Regions from separate parts of the Mus musculus genome. Here region 2 is linked to region 1. The links are chromatin loops, found by intact Hi-C in ENCODE. Cell type or tissue: heart. All regions are shown on one strand.

Region 1 (8,000 bases):
GACTGACCTCAACCTTATGAGATCTGTCTGCCTCTGCCTCCTGAGTGCTGGGATTAAAGGCAGCCCTGCCCCACACCACCACTGCCACACAGTGTCTTCTTATCTAATCATTTGGCAATAGGATGTAGACTCTCTTTGTGCTCGTTGAATATCAACCAAATGATTGCCACTATTTGGTGACTCTGGCACCCACTCTCCCATGACCTGGGGATGCAGGGGGAAACCGATAAGTCTCTGTTCTCATAGAATTTTCTTTTCTAATGTGGGTTGACATAATCAAAATGTTGAGCCAGGAAGTGATTCCAAATCTTCTGTCAAGTGGAGAAAACCAAATAGCATAACATGTCAGCTTAGGGATCTGTAAACTTGGCCTGGAGTCAAATTCAACTCACTGACTGTTTTCATATGGCCATGAACTAAGGATGGTTTTCACATTTGAACTTCAAGCCCTGAAAAGAATTCATTTCTTCCCATTTGTAGATCTATCTTGAAGAAGAGATTAAAAGTCACTCAACTGTTCTATTCTGAATTTTATCAAGTAATCATGCATGTTTACTTTTGTAGTTACCATGTATACATAATACCAGTTTTACCTCTAGGCCTACTTTGTGTAAATAGTTACTCCTCTGTTGCTGTGATAAAGCACCATGACCAAGGCAACTTATAACTTATAGAGGGAAGGGTTTATTTGGGCATCCAGAAGGATAAAAGTCTATTGCCGTCACAGTGAGGAAGCATGGCAGCAGGAAGGACAGCCACCAGAACAGCAAGCTGAGGAGAGCTCACTCACATCTTAAAGTGCAGACATGAGTCAGAGAATGAAGACTAGGAGCAATGTGAGCCCTTGAAGCATCAAAGCCCACCCCAAGTGGCAGATTTCCTTCAGCATGACTACACTTCCTAGATCCATTCAAACAGCACCAACAATCAGAACCAAGTGTCCAAGTGCCAAGACTATGAGGGACAATCATTCAAACCACCACAGTCTTTTATTAAAAGTTTTGCAGCTTCTGTGTTAGTAACCAGCCCCAGTAGCAAGGAAGGAAGGCTTCCTAGAACAACTAACATTAACGCAGAGACCCAAGTGACCAAAGGAATTATGGGCTGTTGTGTAATTCTGACAAAATCATGGGACCTTTAGCTCTCCCTTTCCTTGCTTGTAAAATATCCCAGTTGAGGGTCTATTTTTCTACATAGAGTTCCATTTTTCTGGTAACTGGATATGGCATATCCTTCATCCTCACTCACTACCCATCATCCCTCTATCCCAACCATCCATATGGAGAAGAGAACAGTAGAGACGGCTGCACAGCTCCACCTTTGCACATACCTTAACACATCAAGACTCAACAAAAATTCCACAAATTAGAGTTTCCCCCACCAATTTCCTATAAATTTACATGACTTTCAGGACATATGTGGATCTCTACCAGGGCACAAGCACCATTTTCAAAACACTACTGAAAAACAGTTCTAAGCCCTGACTTGGAATGACTGTGGCCTTTCAAAGTCTAAACGAAATAATATGCAAGGAGACAAAGCTATTTTACCAAGCAGACAGATATTCCAAATTACTAGCTCTTAACAAGCATGGTAATACATCAGTCAAAAGCAATAAATTTAAACTTAATGAAATCTCAATTTGCCTACAGTGCATTTCACTTTGACATTTTCTATATTGCCATGGTGCTTTGATAAAGTTTTTTTTTTTAATGCAAAGAAAGTGTCTGTAAGGCTAAAGACCAGACTTGGTACCATTGTGGGCAAGGCAGCATTACAGCACTTAGGTTGCATCGCTCCATGCCCTGTGGCAGCCAGTGCTAACACTAGTTCAGCTCCCATTATCATCCTATGATTATGCATTTTTACTGCATTTAACTGATAATACAACTACCAGCTCACCTTAAAAGAATTGGCTTGGAGGTTTCATTGCTTTCCAAATGGAATTCATTTGACAAACAAATGACAATTAGCCTGGTCTCCCCGTTCTGCGTCAGGATGCTTTTTGATTGAACCTAGACCAATTTACCATTTTTAAATGAGTTTAGACATTTACATTTAAAATGTCTAGAGGAAATTAGCCCAGGGACATCCAACAGCCAACATGCTTTTTGAAGTTGATTACTATTTGATCTAGTACCCTCTACCTGTGCATTTTGTTCCGACTTCAAAGTTTGGGAATGTAAATGTCACCTCACCTCAAAGCACGGGGAGAAACTTAAAAGCAGCTTGGCTCATTATGGTATGCAAAGGAGCCCATATTTTAATATTCGTTTAATATGGTTAGTTAGCTTTAATGACACCGGTGTGGCACTGTCATAGTTTTGGGGTCCAAAAGCACTGATTGAAGTTTCTAGCTGCTACTTCTATTTTTCTGCACAGAACAGAATTGTGCCTTTGAAGGATAGATTGGAACTTGGCTGGATCCTTTCTGGTGAGAGCTCATGATAGCAAGTTCTAGATGAGGAACTCACCTGTCTTGGTGAGGAAACAGGAAGCCAGACTATCAGAGGATTGGGGAATTTTAATTGTCAAATATGAGATTCCATTCTGTCTGTTTTTTTTTAATTAGGTATTTTCCTCGTTTACATATTCAATGCTATCCCAAAGGTCCCCCATACCCACCCACCCCCAGTCCCCTACCCACCCACTCCCCCTTTTTGGCCCTGGCGTTCCCCTGTACTGGGGCATATAAAGTTTGCAAGTCCAATGGGCCTCTCTTTGCAGTGATGGCCCACTAGGCCATCTTTTGATACATATGCAGCTAGAGACAAGAGCTCTGGGGTACTGGTTAGTTCATATTGTTGTTCCACCTATAGGGTTGCAGTTCCCTTTAGCTCCTTGGGTAATTTCTCTAGCTCCTCCATTGGGGGCCCTGTGACCCATCCAATAGTCTGTCTGTTTTAAGAGTAGGTCTTTCACCCACCGGTGCTGAGAAAGCTTCTGGTAATTCTGGTACAACCATACAGTGCTGATAACCTGGCTATTATTACTGCTCTGAAGTTAGTTCCAGCCTAGAGCAGCTTTTATCCATTTGTTATTGTTAGGGTCAACATGTCATTGTCCAAATGAGGAACCCAGGCTACATTGTTCAACTGCAAATAAAATATATGAAATTGTTCTGTGGTCTCACTACCACATTCTGAAGACTTGTGCTCAGTGTTATCCACAATACCTTCTGAGGAACATTCTGGAGGGAGAGTGGATGCCACAGAACTAAGCTGTCCAACAGCCAGTCTGTCTGTGTAGTCATGGCTTTCACGAAGCAGCCTTGAGAGAGTGTCAGAACAGCTTAAAATTCAAGTTTTGTCTTGCGTTATAGCACTCACACCACATGTTTTCAAAATAACTTCAAGTTCAAAAGAGTTCGCACATAACAACACCGCATAACCACAGCACAGGATCAATGGTTTGGAAGAAGTCTTTCTGTGAAAACACGTCATGAATTCAGAGACCCGACACTAGAGTACCACAGAGCAAAAGCATAGATAGTGACAATGTAAAAACAGACATTTGAACGTTGGTCACAGATCCAAAAAAAAAAAAAAAAATCACAGAGAAGGATGAGATTCAGTAACTAACTTGATCTTACTACTACCAGGGTGAAAATAATGACAAAACAAATTAAAAATAAAATTTCTTTCAAAATAACTTCAGATTATTGCTGAAGAGTTTCAACTTCCCCCTGGGTCCCTCCCATTGAAACACTGATTTCTTACTGGTTTGATCCTCTCCCCTGCTTTCTGCTCATCCCTGTTCATTTTTTTAAATGAAAATGGTCTTTGCCAAAACTCCAGGGAAGAAACAGTTCCCATTTCACATTTAACACTTCAGCCCCAAGTTCCCTCATACACTCAAGATCCAAACTTTGACAGAGAAGCGTCGAGTCCTTCTGTCAAGAACTCTTTCTTGCCTACTTTTCTTCTAGTGCAAAGAGGAATTTTTATTATTCTTTCCTGGGCCTGCAATCCAGCATCTTCAGCCTGTGGTTTTGAAGAGCTCATAGCTGCCTCTTACCTAGGCAGTGCAAGCTTAACCCAGCTAGATTTTGTTACCTCGCCTGCCCTCTGCTGGACAGAGGGAGGAATTCTTACCAAGCAGTTCAAACAGAGCCACAAGGTTTCCAAATATCCACAGATTTTCAAATAACAGACATTAAATTAACAATCAGAAAAATTCTGATGTTTGAGGTTTTGAGGTTTTGTTTTATTTTGCTTTGTTATGTTATGTTATGATCATACATTCAATCTTCGTACTTGAGAGGCAAGAAGTTTTTGTTGTGGTTTTGATGTCAGTCCAGCTACACACTGAGCTCCAGAACCTGAAAAAAACAAACAAAAAACAAAAATATTTTTCCCCAACGACTTAATAAATGCACTTTTCTTGTCTGCGTATACTGGTCCAACACCAGCTTATTTTTTTTCTGCCTCATCTTCAGGCATAATTACTTTGAAAACAAATTGGAAATAATTTGAGTGAAACTCACAAAAATATTTTAACGCTTCCATTTCAGACACTAAACTGCTGTTATAGACCCTTGCCTTGGTGCAATTGACCTGGCAACAGGGAAAAAACTATACTACCCAAAGAAGTTGCTTCTCGAAACATCCAGACAGCACTAAAATATTATTCTCAGTAAGACCACAGAGCCATACTGCCTGAGTGCAAAGCCTTCTCTGGCAGCAATTGACTGGGCAATAGCTTAAACAAGTTAAATAACTTCTTTATGTCTGTGTTTCTCCCTTGCAGCTACAACAGTGTTTGCCTCCACAGTTGCAAGGATTTAACCCATTAACACACATGAGTGAGTGCTTTGCACATTGAAAATATTCACAAATGGTGGGGAGTATTATAGGAATGATCCAAAATTAATGCTCACAGTATGGCATGGTAGAAAGGAGAACAGATCTTTCTGTTTTGTTTTGTTTCACCCAGAGTTTTAACATTTACTCCAATGGGATGAAATCTCCAGCTTCTAAATTAAGAATGGGCACATTTCCAAGGAAAGAAATATAACTTTCAGTGGGAGATTACTTAGAGAAATACCTTCTTTACCTCCTCTGGCAGCAAAAGTCTGAAGCATGCAATCGATCACACACTTTATCTGATGACTCCCAAGGAAATAGCTGGCTTGGCAGGAGTTGTTGATTTCTTCTTGCAGGACTGTAAGGGAAGGTTAGTAGATAAATGGCTTCAGCCCATTAGACACACATTAAAGAACCATTCACTTGTCCATTCAGGCACTTAATAAACATTTAAAATGTGCCTACTCAGTGCCTATGGACCCTAGAATAAGCAGAGAGAATAAAGATGTAATAAAGCAAACATGGCCCAGGGTTGCAGAGCTGGCTCAGCATTTAAGATCAGTTCCCAGCACCCACATCACAAGAAGCTCACAACTGTCTGCAATTCCAGCTTTGGGCTATCAATATATATTCTAGCTTCTATGCACACACTCATACACACACACACACACACACACACACACACACACCACACCACACACCACACACCATACACACATACCACACACACACACACACACACACACACACACACACACACACACACACACACACCATGTAAGAATTTAAAAAGAAAACCACCATTAACTGGAAAAGACATATTTGCCCACCGAAAACCAACAGGGGATTTAGAACATCTACTCAACAGTACCACCAGAGTGAAGCACTAAGGCCTTGTGCTTGGGCTTCATTTGTATGAAAAAAAATTACATTTCCAGTGCTCAAAAACTCCATGGCACCGTGGGTGCAGAATATTCTTGAAGGGTTCTCAGAATGAAAGTGGAAGGCAGTCATGTGGAGGTGCTAACTCAAACACCCTTAAGGGCCACTCAAGAGTGACTGGGGATATTGTAGCTCTTCTAGGAGATATTTTTCTCTGCTAAGAAGTGGAGTCTCTGTAGGTATAAAATACAGATATGCACAGTGTGCACAGTATATAATGAATCTTCCCTCCTATTAAATCTCCCAAATAGCTAAAGTGATATGTAGAAAATAATTGCACAGGGCCTATTAGACCAAGATACATTGTATCTTTATAAAACTTCAAGATAAATTATTAGAATCTGTAGCATATTGGATTGTGTTTTTCTTTAATGAATTTCCATGGAAGGAAACAACTTGAGGTTAACATTTTTGGGTCACAGAAAAGTTCGCAATGATAGCCTGTTTTTTTTTTTCATTAATGTGTGTGTGAAACCTCTATTTTTAGTAATAGACATTCTACTCTTGTGAATTTTTCTCACTGCCTTCTCAGTAATCATTTTTAGGTCAAAGTTATAAACACATAGCCTAGTAAAAATGAGATACATATGAGAATAGTATTGTTTAAGAATCTAAATTATGGATTGAAATCCAGATGTTTTCCCAGTACTTTGCATATGTCTATACATGTGCATATAGAGATATCTCTGTGTGTGCATGTACACACACACACACACACACACACACACACACACATACGTGTGTGTGTGTGGCTACGTTATGCAAGTATCACAGTAATGATGTAGCACACAGATAATGGAAAATGTGGTTCTGGAGATGGAGAGATAGACCGATGTTAAGAGCACTGTCTGCTCTGGCAGAGGTTGGGTTGGGTTCCCAGCTCAAAATCATCTGTAACTCCAGTTCCAGGGGATTCAATGCCTTCTGTTGACTTCGGTGGGCACCAGTCACACATGTGTTACACAGACATACATGCCACTCATACATGAAAAAAACAACATGACTAACTTGATAATTGGGGTACATAGACAAGAAAAGTTTACTTGAATGTAATGAAAAGGTAGTTAAAGAATTCTTCTAGAAAAAATTCACAGAGCTGAAGATTCTTGTAGTTAGAAACCCCATTAACCTGCTAACTCTTGATGACAAACCTAGGGCCAAAAGATTCCTTGGCAGCTTTAATTTAATGTAATATAATTAGGAGAAAAACGTAAGTTCTTATTAGGTCAGTACATCACTTATTTTAGTATGTTTCCTGTTTAACTTCTCCAGAAGAGGTTTTAATAAGAACCAGAATAAAATACTTACCTTATACAATACATATAATATATGCATATGTGTATTTGTAAGGAATGTATTCATATCTATAGATATAAATATATAAATATATAAATCTATGGATATAATATAGACATAAACGTATTAATCACATTGAAAATAAAACACCTATGTACCTTAGGAGCCCACAGAAAATGGTCCAGGATTATTATCTTTGTAGTGAACATAGTACAATAAGAAAATACTACTTAAAATGATTTTTAATAGCCATTCTCCATCTTTAAAAGTCACTACCTTGGGTCACAGGACATTGCTCAGTTGTTCAGTCATTTATCCATTGAGCATGAGAACCCAAATGTGACCTCCCAGAACCAATATTTTAAAAGTCACGTGTGGTGGCACATACTTCTAGACTGTGTGGGTCCCTGGGGCTCACTAGTCAGTCTGGTCTACTTGGTGAGTTCCAGGTCAGGAGTGGGGGAGATATTCTGTCTCAGTGAACAAAGTAGATGGTATTTGGGGAATGACACCTGAGGCTGTCTTCTTGCCTTCCCCACATGTACCCGAAAGCATATATACACCCACACAAGCACACACGGAAGTCAAAACCTGAACAATCAGAGTCTGTAATCTCACCAGTAAGGCCAATCATGGAAGTAGCTTCATGTCTGTTGTAAAACATTAGACTTCTCTTGAGTATTAATCTTTGGATTACATTGAGTACTCTTTCAAGGGTCATTGCAGCCAGACAGCCATTGCTTGCCTGGAAATAGCAAGGTATTTTCATCTGCTTGAATACATTACGTTGGGTAATGTGATGGTAGAGATTAGTGGAATTACTGTTTGATACAACTAATTCTTAAACGTAGATAAATTGCCCCTGTATTCACCCAGGAAAGATCCACAATGAAAGTTGCTATTCATGGGCCCAGAGCCATCTATCTCCTTAGTGAGACTGCAGTCCCCTCTCCCAAG
Region 2 (8,000 bases), 1.1 Mb before region 1:
GTTTCCCTGAATGACTGCATGGATGCACTTGACACCTGCCCTACCCCGGGCTGCTGACGTCACCAAGCAGAGTTGTTACCTGGGAGAAGTCTTCATGGCTGGATTCTAGTAGAGCACCTGTCTCATTGCTTAGCCCGTGGATGGTGCCACTTGTGTGAATTCGATGTAACACTGTTGTCACATCAGAGATGGATTGGTCACCCCTCACCCCAGGTAGAGACACTCAAGAGCTGCCCCCGAGTGGCTGATGTGGAGTAGATATTCCACCTGTGTCTTGGCAACTTACTTCCTCTGTGGACTGTCTTTGGACAGTGAGGTGTGGGTCTGTGCTGGACCAGCTAGAAATGTCACGGAGGGAGCACCCTTCATCCATGACAATGCCTTGCCTTTCCTATGCAACAGCTCTGGGCTATGCTGTATACCATCTCCCCTCTTCGCAGCCAGCTTCAGGTGATCATTAGCATACTCATTTCAGAGTCTCCCTAGTCTCTGCTCCTCCTCATCCACCCTGCCCCTCCCCCCATCAGGCTCTCTGGGGTCCCCTCCTATAGAACATACCCTGTTCACATCTGTCTCCAAGCAGCTTTTGAGGACCAAGAAAAGGACAGTGACAGATGACACGGAGATCTGGTTGGCAAGGTCGGGGAAGGACACACATCCTTTATTTTATTATTGTTTCTTTTATTTGAAGGTTATTTGAAATACCTCACGGCTGTATCTTGTCTCCCTGAGCTTGCAAGCTTAGAAACATGAGTCCTGCAATTAGCAAAGTTAGTTCCTGGGTGAGTGGTGGCTGGTGTTGCAGAGGGGAGCCACAGGGGGAATGCTGTGAGGTGGTAGTTTGAAAGCAGCTGCTGGCCCTTAGGGGCTCACTATTCTGTCTTAGATTCCAGCCGTTGCCAAAAGCGGCTTCTCAGGAGGGTCTTCAGTTTCTCCTTCTGGGTCCTTCTCCCTCTTCCCTGCAAGGATTAAATTCTAAATTCCTCCAACCCTTGAAGATCTACCTCAGGCACTGGAATCAACAAGGTGTGAGCAAGAACCATTGCAAAGACAAAGTGCCCCAGGGTGAACCTTCAGGCCAGTGCTCCTGGTTTTGCCATCTGGCATTCCTCAAGCTTTGTTTATACTGGTAAGGTGTGGCAAAGCCCTGCAAACCCAAATTCATTGACAGCTTCGCCCTTCAAGGGGCTCGCCATGGGGCTGGAGGAGGTTGCCTAGAGGTTCTACAGATACCCACCAAACACTGGGCATTTATCCAGATTGGCACAAAGCAAACCTGAACCAAGTGAATCCTCAGAGCATTAGTGACTTCATGAAAGGTAGTGTGAACTCCTCAGTAACTCCCACCTTTCTTTCTTGGTTATCTATCATCTATGTCTGTCCGTCCATCTGTCTGTCTGTCTGTGTGCATGTGCACATGTGCCAGGGTGTGTATGGGGTGCAGGTAGCAGAGGATAATCTGTGAAGTTGGTCATCTTCTTCTAGCATGTGGGTTTTGGTGACCAAACTTAGACTGTCAAGCTTGGTGGCCATCAATTTGGCCCACACTGAGACATCTCATTGGCTGTCTGTTATTTCTGAGACAAGGTCTCATCTAGTCCATGGCAGCTTTGGATATGGCACGTAGTCAACAATGACCCTGAACTTTTGAACCTTCTGCCTCTACCTCCTAAAGTGCTGGGGCCATGGGAGTCTGCCACTACACCTAGCTCACTCCACGCTGAGGACCAAACCCAGAGCTTCATGTGTGCTAGGCAGGCACCTTACCTACCGAGCTACACCCCAGCCCTGCCAAGTTCTTCTCGGGGCAAAAACAGACATGGAAGCTGTCAGGAATGCACACTATGCAAATTAGATAGACGAATTGCCTTGCTGGTTCACTTATCCAGTCTGCTAGCAACAAAACTTTCCATGGCTCCGAAGATGTGGACCTGTGTGTCTTCCTGCCCCTCACTTCCTACCCTTGTGTCATGCAACCCACAGGCAGCAATGTATTTCTATGTGTGTATTCCAGAAAACAGCCTCTCCAGGTTCAGGAATATGAATTCACGACGCCAAGCCTTTCCTCAATGGCTTCACTTCTTGCTGCAAGCACTTTCTGTTGCGCCCTGACCCCTACTATCTGTCTTATCAGTCTAGACTATGTATTTATATTTTATTTTGCCATGACAAGTACCTAAGAAGACAAAAAGGTGGAAAGGTTTGCTTGGGGTCATGGTTTCAGAGGGTACAGTTAGTGGTCTCTTGGTTGCATGTTTTTGGGATTGTGACGAAGCAGAATAATGTGACAGAAAGAGGTAAACAGGGGAGGAAGAGGGAGAAGAGGAGAAAGAGGGAGAAGAGGAATCAGGGACAAGATACTCCTTTCAAGGGCACCCCTCCCCCCAGTGACTCACGTCTCCTACCAGGACTTATCACCTACTAAAACACACTCACCTATGAACCCATCAATGGGTTAATTGATGGAATCAGAGCCTTAGGATCCAGTCACCTCTGCACAGAGCTATCAGCTGTGGGTCCAGCATTTGACACACAAATCTGTGGGGAGACAGTTCAGCTGCACACTACAGCAGCCCCCTGAATGACCTAGTCACACATTCATCTCTCGTGGGTCTGGAGCATGAAGTCTACAAACAGAATGGTAAGGTTCTTGGAGGATACCCTCTCTTGGTTGATGGACATGCAGAGATCTCATGTGGCTTCCTTGTTTCATAGGGGCATTGATCCCGTCCTGAGTGTTCTGCCCTTCTGACCTCCTCCAACAGCCTCGCCTCCACTGGAAGTTAGTTTCAAAACCTGACTCTGGGTGACACATTCAGTCCTTAGCACTCACCCTCAGGGGCCACTGGTCTGGGCAGGGGGTGTTTTCAAGCATCTCTGATAGGTGCAATTTTGCAGCCAGGGTTGGTGATCAGACCATTGGCTGCTCTCTCAGAGCATGTCCCTTCTCCTGTGGTTTGGTTGAAGACTTGCTCTCTCTGCTCAGTTCTGTGTAGTTTCCTCAAAGGCCCAGATTACCAGAAGTGTGTGTTCTTGCCCCCTGCGTATTCCCACAACATCCAGTCACCAGAATATAATGAGGTTCTAGTTCTCTGTCCCCTGTCTAAACGTGGAGCCACCTGAGTAAAACCACAGTGTGCTTTGCACTGTCTGCCACATACAGAGAGCTCAGTGGGTCTCTCTCAGACTGCTCGGTCGGAGCCATGAGGAGTCTCAACTCACCCATAAGTTCCTGGGCCCTGGAGTGTAGGAGACCTTGCTGTGTCTTTCGCCTGGCTTCCCCTGTACTGGGACCAATGGCGTGGGAGCCACACTAGCCCAGAAGCTGTGACATCACTCTGCTCAGCTGTCTGGCAGCCTGACACTGTTTAACTAAAGGATTAAGTTGGGGTGAGTCCAGAGATGCGTTCAAATGGCACAGCCAGTGAGGTAGGGTGAGGAAACAGATAGTGAGAACTCGAAAGATCCAGTCCCGGAGGAATCCCAGAGACTGCAGAGCTGGCTTTATCAAGTCTGCTAACCATGGAACCTTGTCGGACCTTGGCTGGGCCAAACTAGGAGCAGAATGCCAGATCTCAAATGGCCACCAGGTGGCGCGCCAGACCGTGTCGACCTTGCGCTCCAGGGCCAGCAGGTGGCGCATTCGCCTTTTGCTGCCTCTTGGCTGCTTCAGGTGCCTGAAAAAGCTTCAGGTGGGAGAAGAGCAGCCTCGGAGTGGCCTTGACCTCAAATTTTGCAGTCAACTAAAGGAAAAGAGGCTCTCTCAACCTCTTTCCGCTCTTCCACCCAGAACATCACGCAGACTTGAAAGACATGTAGTCCTGATTTTAAGTTCTCAGTTGACCCAGCATGTAATAACTACTCGAAAAGAAGTCCTCTCTTGGCTTGTGGGATATGTACCCTTCAAAGTCATGACCCCCAGTAATCCCAGTGGGTGAGGCAGCTGGTCCAGACAGCACTCCTTCACTGTCCTAGTGGGAAAGAAAGGGGGATTGCAAGGTATGAGTCCGAATTTAGTAAAGGCTACCAGGACTATCCAGGGCCTCCACAGCCTGGGCAGCTCGGATAAGCAAGGCGAGGCGCTGTAGCACCCGATACACTTGCTCCCCACTCATGTGGCTCTCTAACATTAGCTTTGTTTGCTTGTCGTTTCCCCTCTGCCTTAGCCCGGAACCAATGCACCCCATTCTGCCCTCATGGCATGGATGATACACAGCCTCCTACCTCCCTCACTCCCGCTCCGCATGCTAAGCTCCACCCTCAGGATCCCCAACAACGCCTCTGGACCCTACGTTCCTCTTGTCTCTCTGTCTGAGTGCAGATCCTGCATGCCAGCAGCTTAAACTGTCTCCCTTGGATCTCTTCTGTTTCTGGAGGGTCATGTGTGTTCTGATGTGAGGTCCTGGCTCTAGTTTCTCTCATGAAACTCCCAAGCGGCTGGCTCGAAGCGCATCTGGTATCTGTTCATTTCAAAGTGGTTAGTCTGGTGGTTTTCACTCACTCGGTACCCAGAGTTCACAGCTCAGGCCCTGGAACAGAACCCTAAAAGAGTGAGCTTGGGATGCCCAGTATATACAAACGGCACAGCCTTTCAGGACAGTGACCCGAACTCCTATTCTCTTAAGGAATCAGAGCCCCTGAGATAAGCGCCATGACTTAGGAGCAATGCTGGACCCACTGTGACCACTATGTCTCCCATCAACTCTCTGGACTCGGACACCCAACCAGGCAGGCTGCAGGCATATCTAGGGTAGGGTAGCCTGAGTACCTTGGTTGTTGCCATGGTGATGGATACTCACCTCTAGTCAATGAGAACTCGGAAGCTGATGTGGGTGCAGGACAACAAAGAACATCTCTATCTTGGATACAAATTATGGCTTCTTTTCATCTTCCTTTAACTGCCTTGCTTTGAGCCTTGCAATTTAGATCACAGAATAAAACCCTTTTAAGTACTACATATTAAAAATCATAGGCCATTAAGGAGCCTTTCTGAGGTCTAGGCCCAGGTTGGTCTCTTCAAAAAGTATGTGTAGGAAAGCATAGAGAACTAGGCAAAGTAATCAGCATGTCACTGAGTCAACACGGATTTATTGAACAGGGATTAGATGCTAGGGCAACTGAGGGCTTGCAGTCAGGACTGTGTCCCCATGTCTTAGTTTCCCTGGTGTGCTAGCAGGTTTTACGTCAACTTGGCACAAGCTACAGACATCTGAAAAGAAGGAACCCCAACTGAGAGAATACCCCTATAAGTCAAGCTGTAGACAAACCTGCAGGTCATGTTCTTAATTAGTGACTGATGTAGGAGGACCCAGCCCTTTGTGGGTGGTGCCATCTCTGGGCTGCTGGTGCTGGATTCTATAAGGAAGCAGGCTGAGCAAGCTATGATGAGCAAGCCAGTAAGCAGCACCCCTCCTGACCTGTGCATCAGTTCCTGCCTCCAGGTTCCTGCCCTGTGTGAGTTTCTACCTTGACATTCCTCAGTGATGGATCATGACGTGGAAGTGTAACACAAATAAATTGTTTCCTGTGCACCTTGCTTTTGGCAACATTGTTTCATCACAGTAATTGTAAAGGTATCAGTAAGACTGTTGCAGACTTTTGTGGTTTTGTGTGTGAAGGGGTTCCTTTCCCATCCCTGTTTCACTTTGCTCTGTTTTTATATGTTCAGCTATCCTGTAACACTTGGTTTGCAAAAAGGAGCCATACACGTGTGTGTACATGCATGTGTGCATGCGTGTTGATTATAGGAAAGCAAGGGGAGTCCCCCCTCTCAGCCTTTGTGCAGGCAGGACCCTCTGAATTCACGCTGTCACTTTCCCCTTAGTGTTTGGTCTGAACTTCAAATGTTTGTTTATTTGAGGTGAGCATCCTTCTCTCTTTGAAGACCCAGTTTATTCAGTCTGAATGGAAATAGCCCTCATCCAACATTCTGAACATGGCTCTAAGATTTTTCTCTTCTGGCTCTTTGAAGGAACCAAGGCCCTGCACTCCAAGTGTTTGTGTATGCCCCTCTGCACTCAGACACCCTAGTTTCAGAGACTAGCAGTCACTATTCCCTACAATAACTCAGGATGGCCATGGGAGTTGATGACAGACCCGAGGAGCATGACAGCTATCTTCAAGCCAGCTGGCTGCTGGCTTTCTGGCAGGCATCAGTGACCTTGGCTTGTGGTAGCCTCCGTCTGATGGTACCAGTCAGCTCCATAACACTAAAAGCTCAAGGTTTCTGCTTCCTAGTTGTCTTGCACAAGGCACAGTGTGTATTAGTGTCCCAAACCCCACTCGTGTGGACTTGGATGTTGGATTTCCCTAGACTCCGTTCTAATTACAACTTGTTTAGTGGCCAGTTCTGATGACTGTATGTATATAGCATAGAGTAACTGATCCACTCACCACTGTGTCCTCCAAAGCTGGCACAACTTCTAGCACATAGTATGTGCTTAGTAAATGCTAATTAATAGATATTAGACAGCACAAGATAGGTCTTAATTATGAGCCTGATCATGAGACACACGAAGCCTCCAAGAACTAGATAGACCTCTATTCCTGGTCTGAAGGCTGAGCCAGGGTTGGGGTTGGAAGGACCCACTCTATGCCTGGGGAAGTCCTGGGTGAGGAAACCTTTGAGAGGAGACCAGTCAAAACAGACCTGTGCTAGGGCAGCCATTCTCCTAAGACCCAGTGTTCCTCTAGAGCAGTGCTTCTCAACCTTCCTAATGCTATACTCTTTAACACAGTTCCTCATATTGTGGTGACCCCCAACCTTAAAATTACTTTTGTTGCTACTTCATTACTGTAATTTTGCTACAGTTATAAATTGTAATGAACGCCGGGCATGGTGGTACATGCCTTTAATCCCAGCACTCGGGAGGCAGAGGCAGGTGGATTTCTGAGTTCGAGGCCAGCCTGGTCTACAAAGTGAATTCCAGGACATCCAGGGCTATACTGAGAAACCCAGTCTCGAAAAACCAACCAACCAAACAAACAAACAAACAAAAAAACAACAACAACAAACAAACAAAAAAATTGTAATGAAAATATCTGTGCTTTCTGATGATCTTAGGCTACCCTGTGAAAGAGTCTTTCCACCCCCAAAGGGGTGGTGACCCACAGGTTGAGAAACAGTGCTCCAGATCTATCAAGGCTGAGCTTGTCAGGACTCTGAAACCATGAGTGGCTGCAGTGGAGACTGCTTTCCAGCAGGGGCCCCCAGGATCTGTGCATTGTGACACTGTGATAACTACAGTTTTTTAAGTTGTTTTGAGACAGTCTAATGCGGCCCAGGCGGGCCCTTAGCTGGCTGAGGCTGAGGAAGACACTGTAGAGCCCTGACCCTCCCTCCAGCTTCTGCCTCTAGAGTGGCTGAGATTACAGGCTTGTGTGCTTCTAATAACCCTGTATTAGAAGGTGCTGGGGATTGAACCAGGGCATCTGGAATGCTCAGCCTACCCTCTCGCCACCGAGCTACATTCCAGCATCTAGGACAGGGTTTGAGCCATCACATCCTTTTTAGAGGACAAAACCCTAAAGCTCAAGGGTCAAAGAGAAGTGACAATTTATTGATCGTGAATTTAATGGACAGGAGCAAATACTCTGGTCAGTGTCTCTACAGGCTCTGCCAATCACAGCTCTGGGATTCAAGGAAACAAGCCTTTGGAATAGGCTCCATCCACTACGGAAGGTCTCCTGTTCTTTGATGCAATATACCCATTCCCAGTTGATCACTGATCCTTAGAGTGCACAGGTATGCTTAGAGGGCCACAGGGCATGGTCACAGGGCTTGCTTACCGTGGTGTTATCTATGAGGGGAGCACAAATATGGTCATAGGCCCATAGGGCCTGCTCACTGTGGTATTGTCTGTGAAGGCCAAATAATGGAAATGTCTGTCAGGAGAACAAGGCAAATCAGTGAGACGAATACAGTGCTCTGTAACACTGAACGTGAAATAAAATTGTTAATACTGTATGATATGTGTGTATGTGAGTGTGGCTACTACAGC

Evidence for each region. Peaks named below come from ENCODE experiments on the same cell type or tissue, not always from the same donor. Only the 100,000 strongest peaks of a DNase experiment are listed, where the experiment ranks them.
Region 2: a loop joins it to region 1, with 6 times the contacts of the local background. A loop is called at or near these places in 2 of 42 quality-filtered maps.

What each region holds. Positions count from the first base shown.
Region 1 is chr19:60,306,730-60,314,729 of GRCm38, forward strand. It overlaps Gm41882 (a long non-coding RNA gene), which reads right to left. Exons shown (of 3, transcript XR_877977.1): 2 at 5,056-5,163; 3 at 4,118-4,321. Among named protein-coding and RNA genes, the nearest start is that of Gm41882, 15 kb to the right of the region's middle. In heart, a CTCF peak has its summit at 4,085 (motif pointing left); no DNase peak of the experiment used is centred here.
Region 2 is chr19:59,236,049-59,244,048 of GRCm38, forward strand. It overlaps Kcnk18 (potassium channel, subfamily K, member 18), which reads left to right. Exons shown (of 3, transcript NM_207261.3): 3 at 1-1,322. Among named protein-coding and RNA genes, the nearest start is that of Kcnk18, 20 kb to the left of the region's middle. In heart, no CTCF peak of the experiment used is centred here; DNase peaks (open chromatin) are centred at 3,583 and 6,126; H3K27me3 peaks cover 2,637 bases.